2 separate regions of the Homo sapiens genome follow, and region 2 is linked to region 1. A link is a loop called in an ENCODE intact Hi-C map of the cell type or tissue named here. Cell type or tissue: left lung. All regions are shown on one strand. Links, peaks and the distances in the headings refer to the core of each region. The heading gives the core; the rest is flanking DNA. Region 1 overlaps DRC11 (dynein regulatory complex subunit 11). Region 2 has its middle 7.2 kb from the start of ACKR3.

Region 1 (7,942 bases), core at 2,684-6,683:
TTCTTCCCCTGACAATTCAGTGCTTCTCACTGGGATCACTAGGGGAGCTTTGGAAAGTACGACCTCCGGGTCTCAGCCCTGGAGATTCTGGTGTGACTGGGGTGTTGTCTGGCGTTAGCAGTTTTGAAAGCTCCCCAGATGATGCTGAAGAGCAGACATGGTCAGGAAGCCCCGCTCGGAAGCACAGATGTCTACTATGCACTGGCTTATGCACAGGTTCCCAAAGACCCTGCCCTGGTTTCTCTGCACTCTCTCAATACCACCTTGAGGGCTGATCTCAACCACTCTGGTAGCTTCAGCTGGCCTCTACGTGCTGACCACAACCAAATGCACATCCAGAGCTCCAGGCCAGAGTTTCCCATCCCCACATGGTGCCTGCCTACTGAAGCCTCAGAAGGCCACCTTCCCTCCCTCCATCCTGCCTCCTGCCCGTTCCCTGCGTGACTCTGCTCCTACCCAAGCCAGAGGCCTGGGTATCCACCCTTGTCTCATTCCCGACACCTAACAACCCCACAGTCTATTCATGGCACTTCCTAATCCCTTTCAACTCCAAGTCTTCCATTCTCTCAGCTCCTTGGTGCAAGCCCCCGATTTCCTTCCAACATGGCCTGGGCACTGCTGCCAAGGGATGGAGCTGAAGAGTGAGGAGGGGGCAAGCTCCAAGGGGCCATTGTTCCCTTACAGCTATTTTGAGTTTAAGTCAAAAGCTTCCCTACTTCCAGCTCCAAAAGTAAATAAGAAAATGAGACGTTGTATGTAAAAGGTTTATACTTCGTAAAGATAATTTGTAATAACAAAGGCAAGATCTTATTTTTTTTCAGTACCTCTTAAGAATCTCAGTTTTAGAACTGAATCCAATGGAGAAACCATCTTCGCATCAACAACTATCTCTTCAGATTGGATAAAGAAAATGTGGTACATATACACCATGGAACACTATGCCGCCATAAAAAAGAATGAGACTATGTCTTTAGCAAGAACATGGATGGAGCTGGAGGCCATTATCCTTTCCTTAGCAAGTTAATGCAGGAAGAGAAAATCAAATACCACTTATTCTCACTTATAAGTGGCAGCTAAACAGTGAGAATGCATGGACACGAAGAAGGGAACAGCAGGCACTGGGGCCTCCTTGAGGGTGAAGGTTTGGAGGAGGAAAATGAGTGGAAAAAATCATTACTGGGTACCGGGCTTAATGCCTGGGCGATGAAATAATCTATACAACAAACCCCTGTGACACGAGTTTACCTATGTAACAAACCTGCACACACACCCCTGAACCTAAAATAAAAGTTAAAAACAAAAACAAAAGCAACCGTCTCTTGTCTTAGCTGACTGCACTCGTGGCTGCTGTGGATCACTTCTCGCGATGTCCACGTGGCAAGCAATGGGTTTTCCATAGTGCCTATTGGGGCCTCTATTTTCTCAACCCAGATGGGAATTGCAGATGTGAATACCAAGTATTTCAGCGTTAACTTTTCTCTTTTTGCTCTTAACAAACTAAGCTGCGCAGCCTTGAAACAGGAGTCGCCCTAACTTGGAATGATTTTGAGACCCACAATCTTGTTTCCAGCATCAGATTCTAAATCAGTTGTTTTGAAAACGGCGGCTCCATTCTGTTGACTGTGAAGTTAGCGATTGTTCCTTTAACGTGTAGCTCCTTCAGAACTAATGGGGGAATTCCATGCTTCCTGAATTTTTAACACACACCTGTGAAGGAATTGCTCTCCCTAGTTCAGCAGCTTTGGGGGCACACAGGGTTGTACAGGGCACTCTGGAGTGATGTGGTTTGGAAGGGCTCAATTATTACCAAACAAGACAGAGAACGCTTCCCAAGAGTGTTCTCAGATGAGGATAACGATACAACTGACTTCATTTGCAAAGTGCTCTGGCGTCCAGGACACCATTTGCATCCTCACCGGACACATGCTCCATGTGTGCCAAGCACAGCCAGCGGCTCTCCCCTTTCACAGATGAGGCTGCTGAGGCAGAGCCAGGTGAGGGATGAGTCATGTGCTGGCTCAGCAACTGGTAAGTGCTGGAGGTGGGAGCGGGACCTGGGTCTGCCCAGCACCCACAAGCCCTTGCATGGACCAGGCGGCCGCCACACTGCCAGGGGAGATGGGATGCCTATTCCTTGACCTGTACCGCTACCTGATCCGCTACCATCTTTCATCCCAGCAGGAAGAATGCTAAAACCATCACTGTCTTGCCCTCCAGAGCTCGGATCTCTGGCTTTCCTGACCTTCCCCTGGGGAAGCTGAGGGGCCTGCTGGTCACAGGACCCCTGGTGACCATGTTCAGGTCTGGCCAGAAAGAAGATGGGCATGGAAACTGGGGCAGTGTCAAGCGGAAGCTACTTCGTCCAGGAGGGATGAAAGGGACAGAGGCTGCTTCTCTTGGAGAAAAGAAGACTTGAGGCTGGTAAGTTTGCTGTTTTCAAACGTGTGAAGGACTGCCATGGGGAAGAAAGGCAGGTTTTGCTATGTTTGGCCCTGAACGTAGAATGAAGGCTGTTCTTTCATTTCTTCCTTTATAAGACATTTACAGAAGAGCTTGGTATGCCAGGCACTGTGCTAGGTGCCAGGGTCACAAAGAGTAATAATGCAGGGTCCCTGACCTCCAGGAGCCCACCTGTGGTAAGGGAGAGCAGACCTGAGGTTGAGGGTGCTCCAAGGAAATCAGGGTGTCAGTGAGGGGCACCAATGACAGAAAGTGGGAGAAGTGGGCGGGTGGGGGGAACCAGGAACGGAGACCGCAGACAGTGGTTAAAGCAGACAGGTCTTCCGAGATCTCCAGAAGATCAGATGGTCTGGAGAGGGGGAAGCACCCTTCCTGGGCCAGGAGCCAGGGCACAGGGTGAGGTATCCTCACCTGGGGCACATGGGGAGCACCTGGCACTTCTGGAAGGGGTCAGAAAAGTGCACGGCCATGCTACAGAGGTTGCTTGTATCCTGGAGGCTGTGGAAGTCCTGGAAAGGACTTTAATCAAGAATTTTGATCCTTTTTATGTTACAGAAAAATCCCTCTTGGGAGTGTGTAGAGGAGGATGTGGTGGGAGCTGTGCTGGCCTTGGGGAGCAGGCAGGTGTGGGCGGTGGGCACAGTGAGGACAAGGCCCAGGCAGGGAGGTGCTGCGGGGCTGCTGTGGGGAGAAGATGAGAGCCCGCAGCGGGGGATAGGCAGGGCAGGATGGGGAGGGCAGGACTGGCCAGCCTCAATGACAGTGGGTTGTGGGTTGCAGGAGGGGTCTCGATGCTAGATGCCCAGTGGATGGTAATGAGGGGGTCAGTGCCAGCTGCCATGAGCCCCTGGGCAGCAGGGCAGGCAGGGAGGGCTGCTGGGGCCAGAGAAGAGGAGAGAGGCAAGGGCAGAAAGGGCCTCCGAGGCCACAGCAATGGCAGTGGACGCCTCAAGAATGGATGGAAGGAATTCTCGAGTAAAGGGGGACAGTAGATGAGGCCGGGAGAGGGTGACAGAGAGCCCGGGGCCACACAGGGAAGACGATGATAGAGGAGGAGGTCCGGGCTGCCAAGGGGCAGCAGCCGTGGATAGAAGGGATGGGTCTGGAGCGATAGCTAGCCTCGAAGCCAGGGGGCCAATGAGCAGGAGGGGGGCGGCCAGCGGTGGCCTGTGCTGGCCAGAGAGTTTGGTAATGAGGAGGTCACTGGTGGCCTTGGCGGGGAGTGGAGGGAACAGAGCCAGGTGACAGGGAGAGCTCCTTCACAAAGACGGGCAGACAGTAAGCCTGGGGAGGACGTGGCGCATGGGGTAGTCAGTGCCCAGGAAATGTCTGGGGATAGCGTGGGCTAGGGACAGAAGGCAGGAGGATGGGCTGGGAGGAGAAGGGCTCATCTTCCTTGCACCACAGACACTGGGGGATAGGGTGGCTGCTGCTGCAGGAAGTGTGCAGGCCAGACAAGAAATGTTGGCAGGCGCATCTGCTGGGAATAAAATCTGCCCTTAGAGTTTGTGGAAAAGCAGTGTTCTTTAGTAAAAATCTCAGAATATACTGAATGGCATAAACAACACCTCTTCTCCCTCCACCTAGAATCAACCGTTGAACACTTCCTGTCCTTACAGATCCTTTACGAAAATGGGATCTTGTTCAACACATACTGCTTTACGGGCTGCCTTGTTCATGTCATATGAAAGTTATTTCTCCGTTATCATTTTAACAGGAAGCACCAGCATTACGGTTCTAATTAATCCCCTGGTTTTGAATGTATAGATGGTTTCCATCTTTTACTACCCCAAATAGTACTTATTTAGGGCACCTGGCTGAGAATTTCCTTAGAATGACTGCCAGGAGAGGCTTCCAGGTGGAGGGGCCTGGACATTCTGTGCGTGTCGTTTTTATGCGTACTGTCACACTGCCCCCCCAGGGGTTCCATCTGTTTACACTCTCCCCAGGAATAAATGAGGGCTCTGGCTCTCTACACTCTTCTCCTCGACAAGTATTAATAGTAAAAAACTCTCTGCCAATTTGCTAATGAAAAATGGTATCCTTTGCTTTTCTAATTTTCATTTAGCTATGAAAAGGCTTCATTTAAATTACCCACAGATAGTTTGAGGTCACGGACAATTACATTAATTAATTCGTAATTGAACTTTCCAGAGTTCTGTCGGGTAGTTCACGTCACCTGCCAGTAGAGGGCTCTTCGCTACTATCAAATATCACTAGAGGGTTTTTGTTGTGTGTCAATTATGAAATAAAGACAAATTTCCACCGTGTGCCTTTTCAAATTCTAGGAAGTTCTAGCAAACAACTAAAGACGTCTCTATCCACATGCATTTTATGGGCTTGATCTTTTGTATTTTCCAAAGAAACACTGTCAAACATTCACCATCAGAATTAGATTCTCAGGGGATAATGGCTCAATTAAAACCTGTTTGTGTTTCGGCATGCATGGGTTATGAAGATGCTCTGCCCAGATGACCCCTGGACGTTTTGGAGGTTCTCTCTGAAAGGATCCTATTTTGCTTGCCAAGGAGAACTGCAGGAAAAAAAACAGCTACTATTTTTTTCAGCTGATGTGTCTCGGCTGAAACTCATTCATTCATTCATTCATCCCACACATATTTACGGAGCATCTGAGAGCTCTGTGGTGGGAAGCAGGGGTGTCTGGGAGTTGGGAGACACGGTCCCTGCCTGTGGAGGGTGCAGCTGCCTGTGTCTGAATGGGTGTCGCTGAGTGAGGTGCTGCGGGGTTAGGGGTTAGGGAGGGTGCAGGGGCGTAAGGCTTATTTGCAGGGGGAGGGGGCTCACTTTCCCATACTGTGGTCACTTGGATTCTGTTTAAATACTTCATATGACATTTTGGCCTGCATTTCCACTATTTAAAAATTACATTTTAAGTTTCTATTTCCTTGTAATACCTTTTATGTACTTGCGGAGGTTACTTCAAGTCCTCACTGCAATTAGCTGGATATAAACCATAGATGATCATCAAAAGAAGGGCAGAGGTATACTAGAATGAGAAGCCTGGCTGGGCTGGTAAACTGAGGCAAAGCAAAGAACTAGAGAGGAGCTGGGATGCAGGGGCTCACAGGAAAGACTGGGCACAGTAACTAGGAGGGGACATGCGTGTATGTCTGTGGTCAATGTGTGTGTGTGTCAATGTATGTGTGTGCATGTGCGTATGTTAGTATGAGGTATGTTAGTGTGCACATGTGTGCGTGTGTGTGTATGAGTTTATGTTAGTGTGTACATGTGTGCATGTGTGTGCATGTGTGTGAGTGTATTAGTGTGCATGTGTGTGTGTGGGGGGCAGGTTGGTGCTAGTAACAGGAACATGTTGATGCAATTAGTGCTTATCCAGACTGTGTTCAATGGGAAGGTGTTGGATGGTGGGGGGCGTCAGGCTTACAAACCACCTGAACTTAACTCTTGAAGCCCCGTCTCCTCCCCAGCCCACTGCCCACCACACTATGGCCAATGAATTCTCGCCAGGTGGAATGGACTCTAGCCAGCTTGGAGAAGCCTGTGTGCAAAGCCATTCTCAACTTCCCAAGGTACCTCCATCGCCCCCACCCCGAGTGTTTCTGGGTTGCCTAAACATTTTGAATGCTCGTGGCATCAAACCCTGGTCCCGCCTTGTCCCCACTGCCTGATACACAACACCTGCGGATGCCACTCTGTGTTTTTGGTGATTGACAGCCTGCAGAGTGTGTTTCCACACCTGACTGACACACAGTGCCCGGGGCCTCCACAGCCTGATGCCCTCCCTGTGTGGGGTGCTCCCTGTCGTCACTGGACAGGTGGAGTGGGACATGTATCCCGGGTCCTGGAGAAGCCTGGCTCTCTTGTTGCCTTCCTCCTGGGAGTCCCCTTCCCACGGCAGCCTCTGACACAGCTGGACCCGGCTACATGGCCCACCCTGGTCTAGGGGCCTTTCTTTTGTGTTCTTTTTTCTCCTTCTTTCTTTGCAGGTGCATGTGTCTGAATTCCGAGAAGTTTCCTATGTGTCGGGGTCTAGGCTCCCTCCCCACCCTGGGCCCCTCCCGGGTGTCTGGTTTGACGTGGCCTCCCAGGACTGACACCGATGTTCCAGGCAGGGGAAACAATGGCAGAGGCCTCGTTGGCCGTACAGACGCCGGCATCCCCACCCACAGTGGGTTTTGATGGACTCTGGGCGCTAGTGAGGTGTCTGTCTGTGTTCCTCACTGTAGCACATGGTCAGTGTGGCCCACTGTGGGGCGGGGAGAGTGGGGAGGCCCTGCCTATGTGGGAGCAGGCTATGTGGGCGCTCTCTGCACTTTCTCCTCCCTTTTGCCAGGAACCGAAAACTGCTCTGAAAAATAGTCTATGTAAAAAAGAAAAGGTTCTGCAGCCTATGTGCATGTCGCTCCTCAGCCTGCAGCTGCGTCCGCACGCAGTGGAAGGTGAGCCTGGCCTCTTCATGGACGACCCACTCAAGACTCAGGGCACTGGCCTCCCACCGTGTCCATACCCGAGGCTGCACTGGAGCCGCTAAATCCTGTGTCCCTCTCCCCATGTCCTTACTCCTCTCTTTCCTCTCCCCCTCCTTTTTGATTAGCCCTGTTTTAGGGGCCAGATGTAGGCCTTGGGTTATCCTTACTGATATTCACCTTGTAAAATGAGACTAACATATGTATTACACTAATTGTACATCTCTCTCTCTCTCTCTCTCTCTCTCTCTGTGTGTGTGTGTGTGTTTTAAATCAACCACAAATAGCAGCAATGTCTTTGTCTGGGTTATTAATCAGGAAGAGAAGTCTTCTTCTATGAGCTACAGAAACATACCTTTTATGAACTACAGAAATTGGCCAGGCACCTCTGCTGACACCTGGACTAGCTGTCTACACCACCACACACCACATCTGGGCAAGAGCCCTTGGTGTGCTGCCATAAGGCTGCTGGCTGTGAGCCCACAGAGGAGCCGGGTGGATGGTACTGGGGCACAAGAGCATCGAGGGTCCCTTTTGTCCAGATGCTGCAGACCACTGTGGGCCACGTGTCCTACAGCTGACACTGCCTCGGCCCCGTTCTCCCAGGTCCTCACTCTAACTCAGCCCTCAGGGGCCAGGTCACCAAGCAGAGGGGAGGAAAGCAGAACCTAAGAATGTCCAGGGGCAGAGAGGGCCCTCGACCCAGATCCAGGGGGCCGCTGAAACATTCTCTGCTCCAGCCTCCTTCCCTGCGCCCTGCCCTGGCCTTCCCTTGCCTGTCTAATGAGAGGTCTGGAGGGCGGGGGCCATTCTCACTGGCAAGGCGGATACAGGAAGAAGCAGGATGGCCTTCAGTTGCTTCATCTTCTCACACTGGGATATTCCCAGCAGACCCGCTGGCCCAGGAATGGCCTTGCCCCTGTGTCTTGTGGAGGGCACATCCTCCCACAGGGTGGGGCATGCGGAGCCGATGCTTCCCCAGAGGCCAGCTGGGGGGCCACGCGACGGTCTTGGGGCCTGACCTAGCGTGAAAT
Region 2 (7,942 bases), core at 2,416-6,415, 210 kb after region 1:
CAAGTATTTTGAGGGTGACAGGATATGAGTTCAGCAACCTTCTCTCAAATGGTTCAGGGAATAAAGATTCTTTGTTCTTTACCTTGAAATTTTTCTCTAAGTTTATGGTTATTTCAAAATAAAAAGGAAGGAAGGGTCTCTCTTATTAATTAATTTTGTCTCACGTTGTTTTAAGCTCTTTAGAGTGTTTTCAAATGTAAGTGGAAACGAAAAAAATATAACTATTAGCATATATAAAATTTAAATCTTAAAACCATGATCAACCCAAATAATTGTAGTAGATATATTGAGATATTTATTCTTTAATTCCCTGCAGGACTTAGATATTTTTAAGCTGAATCATTTTTATGTTTTGAAGCTAAAATCTATATATTGATGTTTGAGGAGTGTGAAATCACAATACTTCAGAATGTTACCAACTTTTCATAAAAATGTGACCTGGGTTTGACCCTATGTGTTTAGTAGCCCATTAGGCCCTCTGTGCTTTGATATACTCTCATGGCAAAAGTTTCCTGGCCTTACTCAGAGATCAGAAAAATTCTTTTCTGTGTCAAACTTTACAATGAAGTGAAAGTAGAGAAAGTAATGCTTCACTCAGAACTTTCTATTCGGGGTTTTTTCTTTTCTTAAGAAAGCGAAAGCTGAGAATGAAAAATTTCAAATATAGGTAACAGCAAGTAATATAAAGTATGCCTATGTACTCACCAATAAGGTCTAACAATTGTGAATATTTTTGCCTAAAAAATAAAAATATTGTAGAGACGTTGAAAATATTCCTATGTATTTCCCTCCATCTCATTTCCCTCTCTCTGCCTGCCCCAGGGTAACCTCTGTCCTCAAGTTGGTACATAGCCTTTCTTCCATCTGTGGTTTTTTGTATAGCTCTACAAACAATATGTGCTTTGCTTTGAGTGCTTAGAACTGTACCTAAATAGTATCACTTTATCTGAACATTCTGCAACTTGCTTTTTTTATTGGGGTAAAATTTAATGAAAAGCACAGATCTTAACTGTACAGTTGATGTCCTTTGATAAATGTGTATACCCACATAACCACTCCTCCAGTGGGAACACAAAACATTTCCAGCACCCCCAGAAAATTCCCTTCCAGTCTGTCCCCACCTCTAGAGATGACTATTTGATTTCCGGCACCACAGATTAATATGACTGTCCTTCAACCGTCACATGGTGTTTTTGTCAAACAACAATTGACCATAGTGTGTGAGTCTATTTTTGGACTCTCTATTTTGTTTCCTTGCTCCGTTTGTCCTATTGAAAATACCACACTAGGTCCATTAATATAGCTTTATAATAAGTCATGAAATTGCAAACTGTGAGTCTTTCAACACTTTCCATTTCAAGAGAGTGTTAGCTATTTTTAGGTTCTTTGCATTTCAATAAAATTTAAAATCAACTTGCCAATTATGACAAAAAGAAATTTCTGGGATTTTGATTAGGACTACATTGAATCTATGGAGCAATTTGGGAGAGCACTGACATTAACAACATTTATTTCAAATCTTTTGAATACATATCCAGAAGTGGGATTGCTGGATTATATGGTAGTTCTATTTTTAATTTTTTTTGAGGAGCCCCATATAGTGTCCCATAGTGGCTGCACCATTTTGCACCCCTGCCAACAGTGTGTAAGGGTCCCAATTTCTCCACGTCCTCACCAGCACTTGTTGCCTTTTTTTTTTTTTTTTTTTGTAAAGGCCATCCTGATAGGTGTGAGGTGATATTTCATTGTGATTTTGATTTACATTTTCCTGATGACTAGTGACATTCAGCCATTAGTCTTGAGTTCGATGATCTTTTTTCATATGCTGATTTGACATAGGCATGTCTTCTTTGGAGAAATGTCTATTCAAGTCCTTAGCCCGTTTTTAAATTAGACTATTGTTCTTTTTTTCCCTGTCGAGTTGTAGGAGTTTCTTATATATTTTAGAGATTAACCCTTTACCAGATAAATGGTTTGCACATATTTCCCCCCATTCCATAGGTTGCCTTTTTACTCCATTGATTGTTTCCTTTGCTGTGCAGGTTTTTAGTTTGATATAATCTCAGTTGTTTATTTTGTCTTTCGCTGCCCGTGCTTCTGATGTCATTGCCAAAATCAATGTCATGAAGCTTCTCCCCTTTGTTTCCTTCTAGGAGTTTTACAGCTTCAGATCTGGGTATTTATCCAAAAGACTTGAAACTGGGGTCCTGAGGAGATACAAACACTTCTCAGTTCATTAAAGCACTATTCACAGTATCCAAGGTAAGGAAACAGCCTAAATGTCCTTTGTCAGGTGAATGGATAAAGGAAATGTGGTATATACATACAACAAAATATTACTCCGTCTTAATAAAGAAGGAAATTCTGATATACGTGACAACATGAATGAAACTTGACATTTTGCTAAGTGAGAGAAGCCTGTCACAGAAAGACAAATACTCCATGATTCCATGTATATGAGGTAGCTAAAATAGTGAATCTCATAGAATCAAAGAGTGGAATGATGGTTACTAGAGGCGAGAGTTTGGGGGATGGGAATTACTAATCAGTAAGCATAAAGTTTTGATGTATAAATGTATAACATTATATCTAGTCAACAATAATATATTGTACACTTAAAAATTTGTTGAGAGGGTAGATCTCCTTTTAAGTGTTCTTACCACATTAAAATAAAATCTAAAAAAAGAAGAGTATGGAAAGAAAATAACAACACAAGTGAGTCTCCCAATCCATGAACAAGATCCTTCTCCATTTATTTTATTTTTCTTTAATTTCCCTCGGTACTATTTTTGTTGTTTTCAGTTTAGAGGTCATGACTGTCGTTTGTTAAATCTATTCCTATGAATTTTATGTGTTTCAAGGTGATATATACAAACACAATTGACTTTTTTTTTTTTTGAGACGGAGTCTCATTCTGTTGCCCGGGCTGGAGTGCAGTGGCACGACCTCCGCCTCCTGGGTTCAAGCGATTCTCCTGCCTCAGCCTCCTGAGTAGCTGGGATTACAGGTGTGTGCCACCATGCCTGGCTAATTTTTGTATTTTTAGTAGAGATGGGGTTTCACCATGTTGGCCAGGCTGGTCTCAAACCCCTGATCTCTGGTGATCCACTCACCTTGGCCTCCCAAAGTGCTGGGATTACAGGCGTGAGCCACTGCACCTGGCCGCATGACTGACTTTTGTATACTGAGTTTGTATTGTTCGGATTTTCTAAATTGGCTTATTAGTTTTTGAAGTTGTTTTGTACACTCATCAGGATTTGCTGCATAAATAATCCTGTCAACTGATAATAAAAGTTGTTTTACATCTTTCTTTCCAATCCATATGGCTTTTATTTCTTTTCTTCTTCCTTGTGCATTAGCTAGAGATTCTAGTACACTGTTGAAGGGAAATGGTGAAAATGAATATCCTTGCTTTGTTCTCCATTTTAGAAGTGAAGTGTTCAACCACTGAGTATGATGTTGGCTCTAAGTATTCATATGAGGCCTACGTCAAATTCATACATGTCGAATATCAAATTGGGGAAGTAAGTCAAATCAAAATCATTCTATTTTTAGTGCACGTGAAGTTGTTATCATGAATTGATTTTGAATTTTGTCAAATGCTTTATTTTATTAATTTAGCAAGTTATACTATTTTCAAATGTTAAACCTATTTTGCATTTCAGGTATAAATCCCACTTAGTCACAGTATATCGTACATATGTTGGATTTGCTTTGCTTTTTTATTTTTAAAAGGGTTTTATGTCTCTCTTTATGAAGGATATTGGTCTATAATGTTTTCTAGTAATGTTCAGTTATTTTCAGTTTGGGTCTCTCATAAATAGTCCTGCTGTAAACATTTTTGAGTATTTCTTCTGGTGCAATGTATACAACTTGAAGTTGGGCATGTACCTTGCAGTGAAGTTTCTGGGTCACAAGGTAAGAGTATGTTCAACTTTAGTGAATACTGCCAAAGTGGACATGCCAATTCACATTCCTACCTCCAGGGACAGCAGTGTCCCTCAGAGTGTGGACTATGAGCTATTTGTTATTAGACTGCAACGAGATAAGTTCAGAAATTAAGCGTCAGCATTTAGAAACTTTTATAGAAATTTGATGTTGCTTTGACATACAAATACATAGGCTCTTCTCGTCCAGCAGTGCATTGACCAGTTTGGATACTGTCACACTTGCATTATGAGGCGGGTGTGGGAGGAGCTTCACGTGCAATGGGGACCATGTGTTTTGGTCTGCAACGGAAATTTAAAAGGAAAGAAAGGCTGGTCTGTCACCATGTAGCGCTGGAGAAGCACTGGTGCATGAGAATTCTGGTGGTTCCACATCCTTGTTCACATTCAGTAATTTTCATGTAAGCCCTTCTGGTTGGTGTGCAGTTGGATGGCATTGTGACTACAGTTTGTATTTCCCCAATAACTAAGGAAGTTGCCCAGCCTTTTCATAAGTGTATTGGTTTCATATGTGTATCTGCATATTCCTAGGTGTGAAGTACTTCCAATTTTCAAAGTATATGTGTTAAGTTTTCCTAAAACATTTACCCTGGATACTGTCCCCCTGCCCTACTCCCATATTTCCATGATGAAGCAGGTGGGCAAAATAGGGAGAGGACAAAAACCTGATTCACAAGTGTCATTCACCTGACTTTATTCATTTAGTCAATATTTATGGGCATCCGGCACGCGCCAAGCACAGTGTGTGGAAGCAGGGATGCAGCATTGAATAGAATAGCAATGTTCTTGCCCTCTAGGGATTTATACTCCAGTTGGGGAGAAGATAGATAGTGCACTGATACCTTTGGATAGTAGTAAGTGCCACGAAAAAATAGGATAAGAAGAGAGTAACTAGGATGGGAAGATTCTTTGGTTAGAATGTCGAAAGAAGGTTTTCTAAAGCAATTATATTTAAGCCTGCATCAAAATAATAAGGAGGTGGCCACATAACAGGCCAGAAAGAGAATTCCAGGAAATGAGAGGTGCAAAGGCCCTGAGGTAGAAGCAGAGTGGTCTGAGGATTAATTAGAGAGCACTCCTCCACTTTGGTCAAAATTGACATGAGAGATGCCATAGACAGTGCGGTGGATACTGGTGTTGCTGTTCCCAGATTCCGGGACCCCCTTAGGTTCTGATGTGCCTCCCCTCCACCGTTAACGTGGGTTTACTGCCCAGACTTGCGACTGGAACTGACCCTTGAGAGACTGTCTGTAGGTGGGTTACTGCAGCCGCTGTGCCCCCACAGGCTGTGATCAGGAAGTATCTGAGGGGCTGCACCCTCCCTCCTACCACCCAGCAGCCCTAATCCAGTAGTTGGAGGATGTAGGGGTATGAAACTCCAGCCCCTGTGACAGCAGCTGGGGTGAGGCAGGAGAATAGGGTCTGGAGACAGGGAGCCTAAGGCCCACCGGCCTCTGACTTCTTGGAATTGGACCGAAAGGAAAACTCCACCTTTCCATGCCCCTGCGACAGGGGCCAGAGGCCCCTCCCTCTGCAAAAACCCCCTCTCGGGAAATGCCTCTGATTGGTCAGAGGCCAAGCTTCACTTCAGCCTGATTGGTCACAGGCCAATCCTTCATTGGCATGAGGTGTAACCCAGTTGGAGGACTCTATTGGAGGCCTCTAAAGGGTACCTAGGGGTGTTACCAAATTCTTCTAGTTTAATAAAAACCCTAAAGAACATTGCAACTGGGGCTCTTGAGCCACCTGATGGATCCTGCTCCCACTCTGTGGAGTGTAGTTTCACTCAATACATTTGTGCTTTTGTTGCTTCGTTCTTTTGTTGCTTTGTTTGTGCATTTTGCTCAATTTTTGTTCAATGTGCTAAGAACCTGGATCACTCAGTGAAGACCTTCTATCTGGCAACAGGGGCAAACTCAGGGTGTCATTCAGGCTCAGAGAGCCATGGGGATCACACTGAGGCTGAGATTTAGCCAGAAATCATACCCTTGGTTGCCCTTTTCTCTTTTCCTTCCTAGTTTTTTTTTTTTTTTTTTTGAAAGCACTTCCTTAATAAATCAGTTGTCCCTGAACTCTTACCTTAGGGTCTACTTTTAAGACTTAAAAAAGTCTGCAGTCTTAGGACTTAACACCCTCTGCTATAGGTTTCTACAATTGTTTTTCTTTTAAGAATATATTTTTTCTGTGGTACTAGGTAAAAGCATGTGCCATGAAATCGGGCACGCTTGGATTGGAACGCCATGGCCATTCAGTCACAGCCACCCTTAGGCAGGTCACCTGGTCTCTCTGGGCCTCAGTTTCCTCAATTACAAAAGTGGGACAAAGACAGTGCCACCTTTATGGCTGCTGTGAAGATAAAATGAAAGAAGATAGGCAACATACTTAACAGAAAGATGGGAAAACATGAACACTCAGATTTACCTATGACTATAAAACCTTTCTAAACTTCATCAGAGAGTTCAAAAATGTTGTCAAGCCTTGGAACGTATATCTGTTGCATTCCTTTAAAACTGTATGCTATCACTGGAATTTGGCTGGGGACAGAGGAGAGAAGCGGAAGAGAAATAGCCATTCTAGATACCTGCAAGAAACCACTCATGTGCATCCTCTCGTTTAATCCTGACAAGCACCCAGCTAGAATAGAAGGCTCTATTATAATTATAAAGATAGGAACCTAACATTCAAAGAGGCTGTTATCTGAGGAGACATGGTGTTGAAGAGGTTAAAATATGCGATTCCAGCGTATTGACTAAGTTCAACACTTTAAAAACAGCAGGTGCAACAAGATGACTTTGACCTTCCTGCTGTTTCTTAAAAGCAGAGGGTGAAATTCCTATGTGAAAGATGCCCTCCCTAGATGATGCAACATTTTTATATAGTCAAAGTCGAAACTGGGAGAGTTCTGTACAGATCTTGTTAAAAATAACTCTTATCTTTTAAGCCTCTCCATATAATTTAGTGGCTTCTTCACAACTAACTCTTCTCTGTCCAATCCACTACATAATTAACTGACTTTAGCTACTTCTTTGGGGTCTTCATTTCTTTATGAGGGCTCCTGTGCTGCGTGAAGTTTGTATTAAGTTTTTCTCCTGTTAATCTATCTTATGTGGATTAAATTCTTGGACTCAGCTGGGACCCTAAGAGGAGGGAGGTAGACTTTTCCCACCCCTACAGTGTGTATATATCAGGGTTCCAAGCCAGGTTGTCTGGACAGAGGAACCCAATTCCCTTGAGTTGAGGGGCTGTCTTTGCTTTTAAGCCGTTGCCCTGCAGAAGGGGCTTGGTGTTGCGGTTATTCTGGGGGAGCGTCCAGTCCCAGGTGAAATGACTCCTGCCATGCCCAGCTACCAGATAATGAAGCTTCTTCCCAGGGTCACAACTCCAAGAATGAGGAACGCCTCGTCCTCAGGCCAGCGGCGCAGCTGAGCCTCTCTGGGCTCATATCACAGTCACCATAACTGCACTGTCTCCACTCTAACGGGGCTCCCAGATCACAGACCCTACCGGCCGCCGCTCTGGCCCGCCAGGATCCTCACGCTTTTAAGTCAGGTGCGGTTTCTGGAAGAAGCCTGGTGGTGCCACATCTACAGGCGAATCAGATCCCAGAGCAGACAGAGCTGACCACCTGCCCTGTGGGGCGTGCAACCCCAGGTGCAGATTACAGACAGGGAAGGAGGGAGGAGCTTAGCTGAAACCCCTTCCTGACCCCTTTCCAATAAGCACTCAGGGGTAGCAAAACATCCAGGAACTTTTAGTTCTGGGTCAGCTGGGACAGCGGTAGGGACAGCGTCCTGTTCGTGCCTTCTCTGAGTTTTCTATTAGGTGCCACCAAACACATTCCCACCCAAAAGAACCATTATATTGGACCTTACTGAAAAGGTTAAAATATGCATTCTGGCATGGTAACTGTTTCAGTGAAAGGCACTTGAAAAACAGCAGGTGCAAGATCACTCTCCCCATAGCAGAAGGAAGACAGCATCCTTATCCTTAGGACT

What was found. Peaks named below come from ENCODE experiments on the same cell type or tissue, not always from the same donor. Only the 100,000 strongest peaks of a DNase experiment are listed, where the experiment ranks them.
Region 2: it touches region 1 in a loop (3-fold over the local background); 58 of 110 quality-filtered maps call a loop at or near these places.

The regions. Positions count from the first base shown.
Region 1 is chr2:236,348,592-236,356,533 of GRCh38, forward strand. All of the region lies in intron 15 of DRC11 (dynein regulatory complex subunit 11), which reads right to left. It overlaps LOC105373945 (a long non-coding RNA gene), which reads left to right. Exons shown (of 5, transcript XR_007088138.1): 2 at 2,179-2,421; 3 at 5,910-6,674; 4 at 6,776-6,881; 5 at 7,196-7,542. Among named protein-coding and RNA genes, the nearest start is that of IQCA1-AS1, 39 kb to the right of the region's middle. RefSeq lists enhancers at 3,089-3,590, 3,591-4,090, 7,155-7,740. In left lung, for the core only: a CTCF peak has its summit at 4,611 (motif pointing right); a DNase peak (open chromatin) is centred at 6,216.
Region 2 is chr2:236,558,628-236,566,569 of GRCh38, forward strand. It overlaps a transcript of ACKR3 not described here. Among named protein-coding and RNA genes, the nearest start is that of ACKR3, 7.2 kb to the right of the region's middle. In left lung, for the core only: CTCF peaks have their summits at 3,980 and 4,188; no DNase peak of the experiment used is centred there.